2 separate regions of the Homo sapiens genome follow, and region 2 is linked to region 1. Evidence: read pairs that join two places in POLR2A ChIA-PET (ENCODE). Cell type or tissue: GM12878. All regions are shown on one strand. Each heading gives the region's core, and the rest is flanking DNA. Links, peaks and the distances in the headings are about the cores only.

Region 1 (2,911 bases), core at 238-2,737:
CAGAAAGTTCTGGATAACGTGCCTCTTCATTAACATATAATTATAAGTGGATATAAATACAGCTGCCAACAACCCCTATGCCCAGGGGTTAGCCCTGCTCTGCAAGGAGCAGTACCTCTGCTGTTGCCGTACACTGCTGCTTCAATAAAAGTTGCTGTCTAACACCACTGACTTGCCCTTGAATTCTCTGCTGGGTAAAGCCAAGAACCCTCCCAGGTGAAGCCCCAGTTTTGGAGCTCACTTGCCTTGCATCAGTCTGGCTTGGCTCTCCCATGCAGAGTTCTTGGTTGAACACAGCAGAGGCAGACCCAGGCAGAGATCTCCAGTAGCCTCCTTCAGCATCATTCTTTCTTTCCTCTTTAGCAACATAACTCTTATTTTTAGTTGAGGACCTAACCGCTCAGCTAAGGACTGCTCATTCCTGCCTTCCTTGTACCTAAGCGTGGTCTTGTGATTAAGTTCTAGCTATGAGATATAAGCAAAGGATTAGGAGGGACTTCCAAGTGGTTTCCTAAAAAGGGAGGGGCATGTTTTTCTTTAACCTTTCCTCTTCTCTCCTGGCCAGAATGTGAACACAATGGCTGGAGCTTGGGCAGCTATTTTAGACCCTGAGGCAATGTGCCACGTGGAGCGGAGCCAGAGCACCAAGACACAAGGATACTGGGTCTCTGAAGACCTGGTGGGACCTGGACTGCTGAGTTCTGTACATTTTTCACAAAGAGAAAATCAACTATCTTGTTTAAGCCACAGTTGTTTGGGAGTTTTCTGTTGCATGCAAACAAACCCAATCAATACACAAACTACTGCTAACTTCAGCTGCAAAAGTGCTTTCCTGGAATGATGAGAGTCTTTTTCAAAATGAATCAGAAGACTGGAGAATCAGGCTCAGAAAATAGGTGGAAAATGAGGGATGTGAAGGGTTCAGAAATTGCACCAAAGAAGATTCTGGAAAGGATGCTGTTGCTGTCTTGGCTGGATGCTGCATCCCCACTCTTGGCCTTGCCTCAGGGGCTGCCACTGGAAACAAGATGCTAGTCAGATGTCACCACCACTCCTTTCAGAACAAGTCTAAACCTCCTGGTCTTTTGTGTTGCTTACTCCAGATTCAAAGTCCTGAGCCAACACATCTGACCAGCTGAGTGAAGGTCATGAATCTGCACCCCAGCTGCTGGCTGGAGCAGACACTCAGCTCTTCTGATTAGCTTTCTACCCTCTTCTTTGAGTCAGCAGGAGACTGTGGAATCATGAGGTCAGACCCTTCATGGGTCTTCTGTCCACAGAAGTGGTCTTACTCCTTGTTTTGATTATCTACTGCTGTTTGACTGTCTACTCCTTAGTGGCTTAAAACAATAGTTGATGATTACTCACCATGCTCTGGGTTGACTAGGATCAGCTGGGCGGCTCTTCTGCTGCATGTGGTCTTAACTAAATCTGAGGTCATCAGTGGGAGCTCAACTGTGCTAGAATGTCTGCAATGGTTCACTCACATGTCTGGGACTTTGAGGGGGGACAGCCAAAATGCTGGGATAGCTGGGATACCTGGAGCGCTCCCTGTGTAGACTGAGGGCCTCTTCCTATGTGGTTTCTTCAGCAGGGTGGCCAGATCTCTTACATTGTGACTCAGAGTTCTAAAAAGTGACAAAACAGAAGCCACCAGGATTTTTTTTTTTTTTTTTGAGACAGGGTTTCACTCTACCACCCAGGCTGGAGTGCAGTGGTGCAATCATGGCTCACTACACCCTTGACCTCCTGGGCTCAAGCAGTCTTCCCACTTCAGCCTCCTGAGTAGCTGGGACTACAGGAGTGCACCACCACTCTGGCTAATTTAAAAAAAAAAATTTCATAGAGATGGGGTCTCACTATGTTCCCCAGGCTGGTTTCAAAATCCTGGGCTCAAGGGATCCAGCTGGCTTGGTCTCCCAATGTACTGTAAAGATGTGAGCCACTGTGCCCTGCCAGGCCTTCTTTAGGCTTTGACTTGGAGTGGCACAGCGTCCCTTCTACTACATTCTATTGGTTAAATCAAGTTGCTAGAGCAGTCCAGAATACACACTTGAGGAGCTACACAAGGCTGTGAAATACTAAGGGACGTAGTTGGCTGGTGGTGGTTGGTGGGGGGAGCATCTACAGCAGCTTCCACCTTGCTCTTTCCCAGCCCCCGTGCAGGTTTCCTGGAACTGCTCGCAAATGAAGGCCCATCCACTTGGCCTCACAGGAGAAAGTGTGGTGCAGTGGTGGAGTGCAGACTCCAGGCATAAATGTCCAGGTTTGAATTCTGGCTTTGCCTCCTTGCTGGCTATGTCACTCTGGCAAGGTACTCAACTTCTCCTGTCTCAGTTTCCCTATCAGTCAGGTGGGGATAATAACAGTGCCTGTGTCATGGATTTCTGTGTAAGGATCATATGAGTTAATGTATATGCAGCACCTGGAATATTACCCGATGCATTGTAGATGCTCTGTGCTTGTTCTCAGTCAAAGGGCCAGTGTATTACTTGATCAGCAGATGCCCATTAGGTGAATCACTCACTGAAGTCCAGGAAGGGACACAAAAGAGAGGACAGAGTGTCCAGGGTCTTATGGTTTATTATTATTGGGAGGCAGAAAACAAGACAAAGATGAAAGGATGCAAGAAACAAAATACCATGGATATAGGCAAATCCACAGACACTGAGAGTAGATTCGTGGTTGTCAGGCATTAGGAGGAGGGGGAAATGAGGAGTAAATGCTCATGGGTACTGGCTTTCATTTTCAGGATGATGAAAATGTTCCCAAATTAGATGGTGGTGATGGTTGCACGACTCTGAATATACTGAAGGCCACTGAATTGTACACTTTAAATGGGTGAATTCTATGGTATGTGAAGTGTATCTTGATAAAGCGGTTTAGGAAAAGAAAATACAGCCAGGCATGG
Region 2 (2,911 bases), core at 134-2,633, 100 kb after region 1:
TCTCAAACAAGGGCAGTTTGGCCCCTCCCCCAAAGGGGACATATGGCAATGTCTGGAGATATTTTTGGTTGTCACAACTGGGGAGGAAGGATGTCTGGACTCTACCTGCTACTGTCATGAAGCAGGTAGAGTCCAGGGATGCTGCTGAACGTCCTACAGTGCCTAGCACAGCCTTATCACACAGTATTACCTGGCCCCAATTGTCAGTGGCACTGAGCGGGAGAAGCCCTGGTCTAGAGCAGTGTCTGGCACATCCTGAGAGCTCAGCACATGTTCGCTGCTTTGGCGGCAGTGATGATGGAAGTGTTTCTGTATTTGCCACCTGTCTTACAGGTGGGGACATTGAAGCTTGGAGAGGTGTTACAGCTGGTTCTAAGTCTCATTGTCAGTTGGCACTGGAGCTGGGATTTGAACCTGGGTCTCGATCCCTGAGGCTGAGCCCTGTGGCTGAGGTGGGAGCAGGATGCCCCATCCCTGGTGTCTCTCTCAAGAGTTGGTGGCTGTTGGGGGGCACAGAGGGGTGAGGTGGGATTCTGGGCTTGGGGCTGGCCTGTAAGTCCAGGAAGAAGGGAGCCCCCGGTGCTGAGGGGACCCTGGAGACCCAGCCCTGTGTGTGGTGCTGGCTGCCCCTCCTGGCTCCCTAATTCGCTGCCAGCACTTGTTGTCTGCCAGTCACCACAACACTTCGGGCCAAGACATATTCTCAGCCCCTCCCCGTGTGTCAGGTCTTTGGCAGCCGCAGAAGGTAGGGTGGAGGGGGTCTCTCTGTTTCTGCTCCTGAAGAGCTGCACTTGGCAGAGAGCACGTGGTGTCTGCAGCCTGGCCTTGGCCGGGTGGCTCAGCCAGCTGAGTTAGCCTGGATCACCTTGCACCCGCCTGTCCTTCTCTGACTGAGCCTCAGTTTCTTATCTGGGTGATGAGTTGGGGTGGGGAATGCTAATTCCTGCCCTACCTACCTCTTTGGAGCAGGCTAAACAGTGGATGTGAAACTCCATTGTCCATAGCAAGCTGTTCTAGAACAAGGAGTTGATGTCCTGCTGCTATCACCGTTTCTTCTCCCCGGCACATAGCCAGGAGGCTGGTGGGCACTGGCAGCCCGGTGGTAAGGAGATGGGGACCATTTCTTCCCTCTCTTCCTCTGTCACTTCATTATCATTCTGTAGTTGAGCTCATCTTGCTCAATCATTTAAAATGCCCTGCCAGCATTTCTCAAATTTATATTCCTTGCCCTGACCTCTGTCCCGACCTCTAGATGATGACCCGACATCTCCATGAGGGCATTCAGCAGGCATCACAAACTTGCTGCCTCCTCCCCGCCACTCCTCTTGCGGCCCCCTCCTTCCAGTCACTCTGGCACCTCCTTGGGCCATCTTGACGCCACTCTTCCTCTTACATCCCACATCCAACCCATCAGGAAATCCTGTCAGCTCCAACTTGGACAAGCAGCCAGGATCCGGCCACTTCTCACCTCCCATGGGTAGCCCCGGGTCTCAGCCACCATGGTCTCCTGCTGGGACTCTTGCAGTCGTCTCCTCCCTTGTCCCATGCTTCCACCCTTGCCCCTGGTTCTCCACATGTACCCTGCGTAAATCAGGTCACATTCGTCCTATCTGAGCCCCCGCTGCCTCCCACCTCACCCAGAGGAAATCCCAACGCCCTGTAGTCTGTGGTCTTCTGACTCCTTCGCCAAAAGTGCCCAGCACACTCCTGCCTCAGGGCCTTTGCACATGCTGTCCTGTTGGTCGGGAACATTCTCCAGGTATTTGTGCACTCATGACCTCTTCAGGTCTTGGGCCTCTCCCTCTCAGCCCAGCCTTCCCTGGCCTCCCATCGAAAGTCACCCCTCCTCCCATGCTCCCCCTCTGTCTCCCTCTTCTCCGTGGCACTTGTATTTGATTGACTCCTCTGCTTCTTGCCTGCTCTTCCTTCGCTAGAATTTAAGCTCCCAGAGGGCAGGGGGTTTTGTCTCTTTTATTCCCTGTTGTGTCCCCACACCTAGAACAGTGCCTGGCACATAGTGGGTGCTTAGTAGATATTTGCAGAGTGAAAGAAGGACGAGCTATCCAGTCGTTGTCACGTATTTCCTGAAGATTATATTATATCCCAGGCCTTCTTCTGGGCGTCAGAAACGCAGATGACTCAAACAATGGTGTGTGTCCTCAAGGGCTCCAGTCCAGGGGAGAAAATGGGCACCTAAGTGAGACATTACAGGATGATAGGTGCTGTAACAGCTGTATCACTCAGGACTGTTTGGGTTGTAAGTGACAGAAACCCTAACTTGAAGAGTCTGAAGCAAACAGACAAACAAAAAAAGACTTTCTGGGCTTACTTGACTCAGGAGTAATGGCCTCAGGCACAGTTGGATCCAGGTGTTCCCTGGCCTGACCTTGAGGTCATGGACCCATCCATGAACCAAGTATCACCCATCCAGAGGGCCCCAGAGCTCTGATTGCCCACGCCTGGGTCACAGGTTCGTCAGTGTAGATGGGGTGAGGTGCCGGCTGCCCCACAACCACATGTACTAAGAGCAGGACTCAGGGCACGACTTCCAGGATATCAGACCTCGGGAAGCTGCAGAAGGGGTGATGCTATGTGGATTACAAGCTGTTTTTGGCGTGTGTGGCCCTGTGTGTTGCAGGTGGTTGGGAAGTGGAATTGGGGTGCTGCTGGTCTTGGTGACAGGTGGCCCTCCCTCTCCCTGTACATACCTCTTTTGCCCCCTTACCCCACTCCTTGAAAATACTCCTGGCTCTCACTCTGTTCCCCTTCCCTTTATCACAAAGGGGCTCCAGATGGCATGGCTTTCGGGGAGTCTGCCATGCAAATCTGTTGGGTTCATCTCCCTGTTCTCCCTCCCCCACCCGCATATGCTGGCTCTGAGCTTCTTGGATCCTATTTTGGGTCTGAGGGA

Evidence for each region. Peaks named below come from ENCODE experiments on the same cell type or tissue, not always from the same donor. Only the 100,000 strongest peaks of a DNase experiment are listed, where the experiment ranks them.
Region 2: POLR2A ChIA-PET joins it to region 1 with 5 read pairs; 4 of 35 experiments call an interaction of 5 or more read pairs at or near these places.

Annotation. Positions count from the first base shown.
Region 1 is chr20:48,907,586-48,910,496 of GRCh38, reverse strand. No RefSeq gene overlaps it. Among named protein-coding and RNA genes, the nearest start is that of ARFGEF2, 13 kb to the left of the region's middle. In GM12878, for the core only: no CTCF peak of the experiment used is centred there; no DNase peak of the experiment used is centred there; H3K27ac peaks cover 456 bases.
Region 2 is chr20:48,803,302-48,806,212 of GRCh38, reverse strand. The region is part of intron 1 of PREX1 (phosphatidylinositol-3,4,5-trisphosphate dependent Rac exchange factor 1); the gene reads left to right. Among named protein-coding and RNA genes, the nearest start is that of PREX1, 23 kb to the left of the region's middle. In GM12878, for the core only: no CTCF peak of the experiment used is centred there; no DNase peak of the experiment used is centred there.